2 separate regions of the Homo sapiens genome follow, and region 2 is linked to region 1. The links are chromatin contacts, found by Hi-C in ENCODE. All regions are on one chromosome and are shown on one strand. The core of a region is the stretch at or near the end of the contact, and the rest is flanking DNA. Distances in the headings are between cores, read along the strand shown.

Region 1 (6,367 bases), core at 3,446-5,945:
CATTAGTAAATCCTCCTTGGGAATGACCCCTAGAAGTTTTACAGTCACCTGCTGATAATTTGATGTAAATAACACTTTCTCAATCTGTTGGTGAGTACCATATGCCATTTAGGATAAAATAAAGAGGTATATTTTGGTGAGACATATTGTATCTATTTCCTCCCCCAACCTATCAAGTTTGTCGATGTAACAGGAAAAGAATATCTTCTATAGATTTTTAGAACTTGGTGTTTGAAAGTCTTTCTTAATTGGGTTCAATAATTTTTAACAGAAGCCTCGTGGTGGACAGAAAACTGCAGCAACCAACTTGAGCATGATAGAAAGTAACGTTCTTTTAAATAATTAATAGCTGCTAAAAGGTCCCATGTATTATGGAGTGGGGAGAGAGAAGACCAGATTTAATCAGAGGATTCAGGAAGGAGCGTTGATGAGAGAGATTAATCAAACTAGAGCATGGTCATATAAGGCACAGATCAGATGATTCACTCACAAAATTGAGCAAGAGCAAAGGAAGCACAGAGTAGGGGGAGGGTGACATGGTGGAGAAAGACACATATGCCATGGTAGTCAAATGTCAAACCTCATTAGAAAAGTTGTCCAAAACATCTCTAATGAGCTGGAAACAATGTGCAACTCACCTGGTTAGAGGCTTTTTTGCACAAATTCAAACTCAGGCCAGGTTGCTCAATGGGTCTTCAGAGAAATTACAAACACTGGAGTGAATCCCAGCCAAGGGGAGCTGTGTTAACAGACTTCTCCCAGCCACCTAACTTTGGCAATTGAGATCTTTGGCAAAGATGAAGCATTTCGTCTCTTCGAGGTAATGTTGAATTGGCTTCATCTATATGTTGCCACTAATAATTGTTATAGAAGACATTAAGATTAGAGAAACCAAAATAACCACCACAACAGACAACACAGTTTTTCCAAAGTATCAAGATCAAGCAAGGCTGGGGGCCAGATATCAGTGAGCAGAGAAGGATATGATGGAAATCTCTGTTCCCCTGCCAAAGGAGAGGAGTTAACTACACTGAGCCACCTAAGCCATCTGTATATGCAGAATGACCTTGGCAGAAGTGGAACACATTATTTGTTTCCATGGAAGAAGAGTTTTTTTGGAGGTTTTTTTTGTTTGTTTGTTTGTTTTTTCAATCAGGCGACATGGTCTGGTGCAGAGGTGTCCTCATTTTTACTGCCAAGACCTCCTGGGCATCTGATGAAATGTTGTGAACTTCTTTCACGTTTTTGATCTAACTTTGTCCTTTGTGGATGCCTTAAAATTAATGGATTAAAAACGTCAGCAGAACTCAACTCTTTTTTTTCCTTCTCCTCCTCCAATTATAAGTAGAAGGAATGATCCTCTGCAATCATCCTTTTGATTATGTCACTGTCTTTAAATAACTTGAAAAGAATTCTTAGTTTTAATTTGCATCAAAATAAAATGTTCTGACTCTCTTTCTTTGTTCATCCCGTACCTTGCTGTTCTTATTTTGTGTTGCACATCACTCTCACCTCCCGTCTGCAGCCAGGCATAAACTATGCCATCCTGCTTGCCTTATTATTTTCCTACTTTAAGATTTGCCACTGCCCTCACTTAAAACATCGCCCACACCCCTTTCCATGAAACCAGGCCGTTTATCTCTGTCCAAACTTTGTTTAATTTTTAGAACTTTATTGCCACTGTCCTATGTTATGTGCACATACCTGTTTCTGACACTTTTGTAATCTATATGCATTTATGTTGTCTTCACTACCAATCGTTTGTAAGTTTCTTAAAAACAGGGGCCCTATATACTTCTTCTTTGTCATTTTCTCAGTACAAGGCTTATCATTGTTAGTTGATTATTGGTTCCATTTACATATCAATGAATACCATGCGATATGGCTTGGCTGTGTCCCCACCCAAATCTCATCTTGGATTGTAGCTCCCATAATCCCCATGTGTTGTGGGAGGGACCTGGTGGGAGGTAATTGAATCATGGGGTGGGTTTTTCTCATGCTGCTCTTGTGGTAGTGAATAAGTCTCAGGAGATCAAATTTATAAAGGGCAGTTCCCCTGCACACCCTCTCTTGCCTGCTGCCATGTCAGATAAGCCTTTGTTCTTCCTTCGCCTTCTGCCATAATTGTGAGGCCTCCCCAGCCATGTGGAACTGTGAGTCCATTAAACCCCTTTCATTTATAAATTACCCAGTCTCAGGTATGACTTTACTAGCAACATGAGAACGGACTAATACACCATGCTACTTTGATTTTCACTCAAGCCTGGGCAGACTGTATTACTTTGTTCTCCGATTATTTTTTTCCATTTTCTATTTGTTCAGGTTTCTATAATATCTCAAGTCTTAAAATATTTCCCTTGAAATAGCAATAAGAGTGGTCTCTTTCAGCACACAGTGAATCTATTCAAGTGTGCCAGGTCACGCTTTGGAAAGTGTAGAGGGTGTAAGGAAAGTAGTAAATCCACAAATTCCTTTGCGTCCATCCACTCAACAGATACTTGACTCTGTACTTACATTCATGTTAGGTTCTTTCTTATTTAACTTGTCAGTGGCCAGTGTGTCTGTTACTTTGTTTATAGCATAGCCTTCTAGAGCTATCACTTTTCTATAGATTAATTTACACTTTCTAACTCCTACTATAGTTCTATGTACCCAGTCTCCCTCAATTACTTTTTGATGATAATTAAACCACCAAACGTATTTTCTTTAATATTTCCAAAGGAGGAAAATTGTAAATAATGACATTTTCCACATAAGCCAGAGACTTGAGTGTCAGCCATAATCTTGTCACTTGTTATGAGAGCCAAATCTACTAACAAAAAAGCCCCCAGAGGTGAGCACTGGAACCCCGTAGACCTTTGAATATGGAGAATTCGGGCCTAAATGTGTATCTGTGGGCATGTGAAACATCACTTGTTTTCAGAATGTCTCATACTGACTCCAGACAACCTTCTGGTGGAAACCTGTCCTCAAAGGCTAGTATCAGTCATATAATTGCTCCGCAGTCACCTTGCCTCTCATGATGTGAGCCCTACTCTGAGATCATTGTCCTAATTTATAGTATTTGAAAACAAGCAAAAGGATAGACTTGAAGATATATTGACTAAGTCTCTAGTCCAGGAGGTCAAAAATCTTCCATTGTGCTGAAAATGTCAAATTTAGCCCTTCAACATTTCTCTAAACAGCTCTCTGCAATTAAGCCTCACTAACAAAAATAACCAAATATTGAGAAAGAGTTGACAGAATTAAGTTTTGCATGAGGAGAATACTACTCTTACATTTCATTAGAATTCTGGCTAGAAAAAAACATGGTGCTGATGGGATCCCTGAGGCGTGTGAGTTAGAGAGCACCTATAACATAGCTTTGTGAGGCATGTGTAGGTGGGGGAAATTTTGGTTCAAATTCTAAAGGTGACAAATTGATATGAGCTTATTATTTATATTTCCAATTTGAGCATTATGTAAGACTGCCTCCCTCAGAATCAAGAGCACCTTGTTAAAAATGCCCCACAGGCCTGCTGGGCCATTCTCCTCTAGGGGTTGTATTGAGGGAATCCACCTTTTTTTAACAAGCTCTGCCAAGTGATTCTCATGTTCAGTAAAGTTTGAGGGCCGCTGATATACACTAAAATAGGAAATCAGAAATATTCACTGAATGCTGTGCACTGGGCTAGGTGCTGAAATACAAGAGTAAACAGACTCACTTCAAGAATTCCCAAAGGCAAATCATAACCCCATTCCTACAGTTATGCATTCCTACAGAGTGCACGCAAACTCTAAAGCTTGAGGACTGAGTTTTCAAGTAGGTTACTTTTAGTTTCTGTAAATGGAAATGCATTTTCTTATCAATTAAGCTAAAAAATAGTCAAATTTATTTAAGGCATTCATAAACTGTTCTCTTAGCTGATGAAAAAATTGTGCAAAGTTATTTGCTTAAGCCAGTCTGAGAAGTTCTGGCAGAACTGGTAGAGAAAGTTATATTTTGGGGCCCCATCTTCTTTCTTTGCCTGTTACATCTCCATGGTGTTTCATCAAGGAACCCCTGGACTCCTGGCCTTTCTTCTGCTTTCCTGTCATAACCACTCTAATGACATGAGTATAATGGAGAGAGCTAAGCTGATAGTCACAAGAAATGGGTTTGTGACTCACACTAAATATGTGGTGTGGCTTTCAGCAAATTCTTTAAACTCTTTCAGTTCCTTTATTTGCAAAAATAAAGGGTAAGGTTATAGGAGCCCTGATATTCTTCCTGGTCCTCTTTCCTCAGTTCTGGGTTGCAGGCAGGAATGATAACTATCCCCCTAGTATCATTGTTGGCTTCACCCAGGGGGAAGAGTGGATGTGTTTAAGGCTTATGCTGGGCATTCCATAACCGTTTCTTTATTCACTATGAAGAAACAATTTACTCAACACTTCACTTTACCTGCCCAAAGTGGAGCTATTTATTTATTTTGCAAGCACATACAGGGCCTTGTGATGCTCCAGGAACTGATCTAAGAGCTTTGCTTAGAGTTGACAGTAACTATTCATTTTTATAACAAGCCTGGGAGGAACTATTATTGTCCCCATTAGACAGATGGAAGAATGCAAAGCACACAGTCTGCTCATGGTCACGGACACCGGAAACCAGACAGTCTGGCTCCCATAGTCTGCGTTCTCAACCATTGTTCTGTGGTCTGTGCTGAAGGTCAGAGGACAGGGAATGGAGTGGAATGTGGGCAAGTCCACTACATTCTTTGCCAAGGACTCTGCATAAATTTGGTGTGGCAGAAGAGATCACAATAACTCTGAAAACATTTAAAATAATAAATGATAATGTACACGAATTCCAGCCATTGGGTACTGCTTTGGAAGACATATCAGTCTGGGGTCACACAAAAACCAGAGTGAGAACATTGAGAATGTGAAAATGAAAGTTGCAACACTTCTTAAACACCTTCTTTCGCACGTCTGTCTATAACCCTTCTCACAGGTTGCTTCTGCTCTAGTTCCAGCTCAGCTGAAATCCATCCTACCTGCAGCCTCAGATGCTAACTTTATCTTCTCTGTCTTAATTATTTAGATCCATATACGTTTACTTTTTGTAGTTTTAATAAAATCCCCTTTACAAGGTCTAAGAGATTACAAATGTAATGTGTGGTTGGGATAAATGTTGTTATAGAAATCATCACTAAGTCTCGTTTCTCATCTGGCGTCCCTCATTCCGGGGCCTGGAACCTTGATTGTGACAGTCAGGTTTTCTTTTAACTAAAGATTTTATAAGACCACAAACAACAAAATGGTTAATTAAGAATAATTATGTCACACCTGTAATCTCAGCACATTGGGAGGCTGAGGTGGGCAGATCACAAGGTCAGGAAATCGAGACCATCCTGGCCAACATGGTGAAACCCTATCTCTACTAAAAATACAAAAATTAGCTGAGTGTGGTGGTGCATGCCTGTAATCCCAGCTACTCAGGAGGCTGAGGCACAAGAATCGCTTGAACCCAGGAGGCGGAGGTTGCAGTGAGCCGAGATCACACCACTGCACTCTCAGCATGGTGACAGAGCGAGACCCCGTCTCAAAAAACAAAAAAACGAAGCATAATTATGGATTGGGAACAACTGTATCTGCAACTCAATATATAGTAAAATCCAGCATAATTATTTACTATAAATGGAATGATAGGTATTTCTAATATTAATTTCCAATTTTGCCTTGTGAGTAAATGGTTATACATAGCCAATTGGAACTAAGAAAAGAATTCTATTCAGGGTTGGTTTCAATTGCTAAATTTTTCTACTGCTAAAATTCTGCTGAATTTCTTAAGTAACATGTGATTGCACCCTGGGATGTCACTTCCTTATTTCAAGTTCCTTTTGCTATAAGCAGACAGTTAGTTCTCAGCTTTTGCTCAAGTAATTTGTCAGTGCATAATGTAACTAAAAACTTTCTATCATTTCGATTTTTAAAGGGGTTCACTCTCAGCAACACGCCTCTACCAAATGCCTGCTATTAATTAGTTATTGCCCTGGGGATGGTTTTCATGAGTGAAATATGGCCCTGAAGTTTTCTGTTTCCATCAAAAGTCTCTGTCTTCTTGCTCAGCTGACTTTATGCTCTTTGCCTCATCAAAGTTTGACTGAGCACTTACTAAGTGTTAGATACTGCTGGACTCTGAGATTACCAACAAGAATAAAATACAACTTCTTTTTTCTGGTAGCCCACTCTTCAAAGTGGGCCAGCTGCATACACACCTACAATATTATTTGAAAATTGTCATGATAGAGATATGCCCAGGTACCACAGCAAACTAAGATAAAGCTATCAACTGCATATTAGCATAGTGGAGGCTGAGAAACTTTCACAGAAAAAGTGACTTCTA
Region 2 (6,258 bases), core at 1,846-4,345, 320 kb before region 1:
AGACCTAGAATGTGCTGAAACTTACTGCCAGCGTTGGCTTGGCAGCTGTAAGACAGAGATGCTTACTCAAGGAGAAGTCATTTTATTTGTGGATACTCAGTAAGGTCATTCCTAGTTTTGCCCTGTCAATTTTCCCCCTACCCCGGCTTTCAAGTCCTCTTTATGATTTGTGTACCTTCTAATACTTCTTCTACGGTGATTCGCCCAACTCTAGAGGTTTGGTCGTTTAAAAAAGTTTCACAAAATGAAGTTGATGTGTTATTTTGCAGGATTGAGTAGGCTTCCCCTCAAGTCTTTCCTTCTCTCCTTTGTGTGACCTTCCCCTCCACTTGCCTCAACCTGATCCCTGATGCTGGCGGTCCTTTTCTGAGAGTACAGTCTGCTCTCTGGCAGATATTTACTTGGCCCTGGTGACTCCTGTTCTGTTTTACTCCCTACTCTCTTACCTTGGCTGATACTCTGTTAAATTCTTTCTGAGGTCTCAGCGGGACAGTCAGTCTCTAGAGTATCTGACGACGCTCTTCAAATTACATTGGTGCTGGGTCTTCCCTGAGGGTTCTGGGAATGCGTTGTGTACCTTTCAGCTGGATCGGAATACCAAGATGGCTGCTAGTTCCGACACTTGATTTACTGACAGCTTCATACTGTTTTTACTCGTAGTGTTTTTATTGTGTGATGATGTCATGCAAGCTGGAATTTGAGGACTTGATATCATTATGAGTGATCATCTAAAAACATGAAGCTGATAGAATGTTGGGTAGTTTTTATTTTTTAATTCTGTGTCCTAAACGTAGTCGGGACTCAAGAAATGTTTGCTGAGTTAATTTTTTTTCTCATTAGCGTTGGATAGAACTCTTAGCTCCAAGAACCACATTATAATTTAAGTCGGACATCTCTGTCTTATAGCCAAGGGAAATACGCTCTCACACTGTTCTGAAAAGGTACATGTCACTGTCTTAGCAAAACCCTTACCTAATACTTAATGAAGGTTGATAGTTCAAAGTACAAAATTCAGACTTCAAACAGGATCTGATTCTGCCTCTTTAAAGCACCCCTGTAAGAATTACTACTTTTTTGAAACTTTGTAGAAATCATTTTTTTAGCACAGTGTTTATCAAACCTAGGCTTGAGATATAGTAATTATTTTTATCGTTTTTATCTTTGATTCAATAAAGTTGCTATGAAATAACACCCTATCTTATAGCACTGTTTATGTTAAACAAATTGGTTTTTAAATATTCAAAGCAGCCTTCATTGTTTCCAGAGCTGTCTTTTTCTTCAACTCTCCTGCCTTTGCCTTATTTTGACCATGGCAGTGCACTAACTGATCTACAGTTTCTTCTTCCCTCCAAGCTATCAACAACTCCCATAGCTTCTGGTTTTGTTTTTCTAATATGCTTTTAATAATACCATTGCTTGTAAGGAAACCCACCAGATAAAGGCCAGCTTCTTGGCATGGCCTTGATTCAAAGTCCTTGGTCCCAGTTGCATTTCCAGCCTAATCTCCACTCCCATTGGACTACCACACTTCCTGTGTCACACTCAGCTCTTCCTTGCCTTTGAGTGCTATTTCTGGACCCTAGAATGGCTGCCATTCTCTTCTGCCTGGCTAGCCCTTACTCATTTTTTAACCATCACTGACTACCACCTGCATGTGTACATATGAACTAAAAACCTGGTTACAGCCTATCTGTGTTCCTAGAGCACTTTTTACATATTTCAGTCATTGCATTTAGCACAGTATATACTCTCTCTCCTTTGGCACAGAGACTAAGGAAGAAAATCACCGGCACTGTGCACTCTCGGGTCTTATTTACTCACTAGGTGTTATTACTCTGTCCTTTTCCTGTCCTGTTCAGGAAAACATACCTGAATCCAAGTGAGTGAAAGTGTGGTTATCACCCAAGTTATCTTGAATTTATTTAGTCTGTTTTTTTAAAAGGGAATAATTTGCAACCTCTTAGACCTTATTAAATTCTGTACTTAACACTAAATACTTACACTAAATACTCTTTAGAACTAATCATGACATACCTTATATCTGATGATGACAAACCAGCATGTTATAGATGGAGACACACTGATTTTAGCATATATTGTGATTTAAGCATTACAGCTGTTTGTTCCACCAGACTATTTATTTCTTGAAAGCCAGGACTATTTTATTCACCTTTTTCCTTTTGTTGTTCTAGAGTAATGATTTAAACATTTGCCTACTTTAGCTACTAAATTAAATTTTGAGAGCATTGCCAGGGAAGAATCAAACACCCTCTACTGGCATTAATACTTTCTCTTTTGGCCCATGCACTGGTAATGCTAAAACATCAAATGTCATGCTGATGTTTTTATAACAAGACCGAGATTGCTTTACCTTGTTTTACTTGTGTTACTCACTATTCTAATGATTTTTTTTTTCCGTCTTAAGAATGTATTCATCATGTTGGGAATAAGAAATTTAGTAAACATGCTATAATGTAATTTTCCTTACCTGTAATTTTAGTAAGCTATATGCAGTATGCGTGAAGTTTGTGACTTAACCAACTAAAACCATGTATTTTTTTTTAAAAATGAAAATTCTAGAGATAAATATTGATGGAAATATTTTTTAGTCTTAACCTGTGACTGTGCTACAAATCTGAAAGATACAAATAGAGCTTTAAGTTTTACATTCACTACACTGAAATATAGTCAAGAAAGAATTCGACCTGAATTCTTTAATAAGCACAATGGAAGGGTTGTTTACTTTTGAGAACTAATAACTGCCCCATTCTTTGTGATTGTCTGCTTACATAATTTGTTATAAAAGAATGCTTCTAGGTAAACCCTCTCTCCAGAATGCTGGTGGTTTGTTCTATTCTGCTTGGGAAGGGTTAAGAGGAGACAACATCCTGTCAAAGACCTTGTTTTTAATTTTGCTTCTCACACTGGCACAGATCCTGCTAAGAGCAGCCCAGATTAGTTCGGAAAACCTTTGAAGAGATTTAAGATGTCCTTCAGCCAGTTTGAAGGTTTTTGTCTTGCAAATCCAGTACAAGGGCGCCTGCAGGCATCTCGACCCTTGCTGTGCTGCTGATGCAGCTCAAGGTCACACTAACCCGCCCTGTGACATTCAACAACAACAAAAAAATTATGCGGTGAAACTGCCTCAGCGTTCAACCAACCAACAACTTCCTTTAGTGAGGAACTGAGGAAGAAGACTTTTTTACCCCCCTTTTTCTTCTTTGGGGGGCTCTGTGAATTTTTGCTGTAGGAAATAATCCCGGATTTCTGGTGTGTGTGATGACAAGGTCATCTCTTAATTAGAACACATGTAAAGAACAAAGCTAAATGGCTTCAAAACAGCTTTGTAGTTGATGGAGAGGATTTAAATTATTTAAAGAGATAGTCACCCATGTATGATGGAAGCTGAATTCTAAAGGCATTAACTCCTTCATTCCTATCTATTTGTCATTGCTTTGAATTCCTTATGTCTGACTTTAGAGGGTTGCATTCTAAACTTAAGAGAATTTATAAATGCCCAGTTTTTAAATGATGAAATATAATTTATAAATCAAATTCTCAGATAAACTTTTCATGGAGAAGTTTTCTCCCCATGACATCTATCTCCTAGAAACATTATCACATGGCTGGACTTAGGAACTAGGAGTTACACACTTTTCCCTCTGGCAACTGTGATTTATTTATAATGTGTTGGAGGTGGGTGAGTAAAGTGCTTCTTTATTGCCTCACCTTCTCTCTTCCTCACTTTTATCCATTTGTGATTTAGAAGTCTAGTTAAGCAATTTTCTCCTGCCTCTTTAGAAATAACAGCACGTATCATTCAGGTTTCTCAACTTTCAAAGAACTGATGTAGGAAGACCATCTTTTTTCTATGGAAAAAAAATTAATCTTAGTTAAAAATGGACTTTAAGAAAGTTGTTTCTGAACATGCATGACATTTTAAGGCACAATGAAACCATGTCCATGAACACTCGGTAGCCATATTGGATCTGCTCCCCTTGGTGGGGCTTGTTTCCCCATGTTCCTCCTTCACTGCCTGCGAATGTTAACTACCAAATAAATTAGTTGGACAAAGTCCAAGTGCATTGGCTTTCTGTGCTTGAGACTTAATGTATATCACCTCTGCAGGATTGGAGCAGAACAATCTAAGAGAGTAATTTTGTGGTTGATATTTTCTTTATGTGTATTATGTATAGAAGCACACATGGCAGTTATTTTTTTATCCACAAAATGACATTGTGTAGAGAAAGTTACCTTCAACATTATGATATTAGCAAAGCAGTTTTCTCAGAATTTATACCCAGTTGCTTTTTGACTGAAGTAGAATCAGGACAAGTACAATATTTTAAGTGTGATGATTTAAACTGATATTTTGGATTTTGTGGGCGACACTTAAGAAATTTGTTTGAGGGGATAACATGTTGGACTGTGTGAAAACAAGTTAGAATGAACTAGACTTATTATTCTGAAGGATTTTTCTCCTATTGAGAAACAATTTTGGGGGTCCATGAAATGAAAAGGTGTGTATATTAAGATACATATTTTTAGGTATGGGTATTTTAAAGATCTCAGGTTTGCAAAAAGAAAATATTGGAGGGGAAATCTATATGTGAGGAAATGGTTAGTGTGATTCATTGCATCCTGCCCTTGCCTGGAGTCTGGTGTGCCCTAAATGTCATGTATGACCCAAGCTCACCTGCTAGTAATTTCTAATTTACTGTCCTAATTCATCGATTTGTTATCACTAATTGTTCTTCATTTACTTCTGTGTAGTTTCCAGTACCTAAAGGGTTGAAAGGTTGCTGTAATTGGCACCCGCAGCTGCTCTTTCTTTTGACAGGGGATAATTTTGCAGCCTATGCTTTGTGTGACAGCTGCCTAATTGGGCATTCTCCCCTTGTAGCAAGCCTGCCTCCTCCAGCCTCCCTGCTGACAAATGGTGGTGGATTATAGATGAGGACACGCTGACCCGTTCGACCTTGCTGAGACAGCGGGGAGGGGCCTCCTGCTACTTGAGGGAAGCTTTAGGTCATTTAGAGGACAAGGTCATGAGCCAGGTGGAGAAATGACATGATATAAGATGACAGTAGCCTGATGACATGGTCAGTGTGTCAAGGACAAATGCATCAGTATCGATTAAACATTATTGCAATACTTCATTGAGTCCCTAGTATTTCTTAATTGTTCCTACTGATTTTTTTTAAGAAATAGAAAAAGTGCAAAATGAGACACATGTATTTTAGCAGTGTTAAAGCAGTTGTTTACATGAAAACAGAACGGCTTAGGATGCCTCCTAATAAGTTTCTTCAGTTATTTTGAGTATTTTGTTCTTAATTTTTGCCTAGTTTGCAGCCCCTTAACTATCAATACTTTTCAAGAGTTATTTGAAAATTAAGGCAGGCAAATTAAAATGTGGCAATGTATGTTGTTAAAAAATATTTAACAACTTCTGTCATTCGCCTACTCAATGACTGGCATACCTTTTCATATTTTGAATAAAAGAAAAATAAGCCAAGTGAAAATGTCTAATTGAAAAGAACACCAGAACTCTAGATTTATAAGATTAACCATACCACCGTGATGCCATAATTATGAAGTGTTAAAGGTGCTTTTTAAATAATTGTTGAGACCTGAAAATATTTTTCAAATAGCTTGGGATTATTCATAATGTAAATACTTCAAGATACATGAAAATCTTTTGTATGTCTTATTACTGGTAATGCACATACTTTTCTTGGTAAAGTAGACTTGAGCTATTACAATATATTTTTAAGTGTAAAATCTGAAGAATCCATGCAGAGTCTATTAACCCTATGTTAATACCTGAAATGATAAATTCATGTAAAACTGCGCTGGATAGTACAATTAAGAAAAATGCCTAGTTTTAAAAATGGTTAACAGTTGAGTACAAAGAAGACTGATCATGATTCTCGTTTCTGGAAAAACAATTGTTGGGCACTGTTGAATCTAAGTCCTCAGTTCAACAGGAGGTAATTTTATGCCCCTGAGATTAAAAAAACGAGGCATGGTAAAGTGTGATGAATTAGTTCACCGAAGTAGACACATCTGTATTTTCATGGCACGTGTGTGTGCGTGGGTGCGTGTGTGTGTGTGTGTTTAATTTTGACCATGCTGTGCATGTGTTTAGCTGCTCTCAAACCCTGACTCAAGCTTGGTGGAGGTTTAATCCTGTGCCCTTGTACACGTATACTTGATTAGTAGTTGTGGTTATCTCAGCAGAAGACATACCGCCCTCCT

The links. A loop is a pair of places that touch in the nucleus more often than their neighbours do. Pooled maps may share reads with other maps.
Region 2: a pooled map shows a loop between it and region 1 (2.8-fold over the local background). The contact joins two enhancer-like sites. A Hi-C loop is called at or near these places in 2 of 37 single-sample maps with no recorded cell type and 2 of 50 pooled maps.

The regions. Positions count from the first base shown.
Region 1 is chr21:14,685,224-14,691,590 of GRCh38, reverse strand. No RefSeq gene overlaps it. Among named protein-coding and RNA genes, the nearest start is that of SAMSN1-AS1, 110 kb to the right of the region's middle. RefSeq lists enhancers at 4,690-4,789, 4,810-4,859. Within about 2 kb of position 4,695, at least 7 of the 41 ENCODE cell types and tissues checked have a DNase peak (open chromatin) inside an H3K27ac peak, as active enhancers do.
Region 2 is chr21:15,002,333-15,008,590 of GRCh38, reverse strand. The region is part of intron 3 of NRIP1 (nuclear receptor interacting protein 1); the gene reads left to right. Among named protein-coding and RNA genes, the nearest start is that of NRIP1, 60 kb to the left of the region's middle. RefSeq lists enhancers at 573-742, 2,637-3,572. Within about 2 kb of position 3,095, at least 8 of the 41 ENCODE cell types and tissues checked have a DNase peak (open chromatin) inside an H3K27ac peak, as active enhancers do.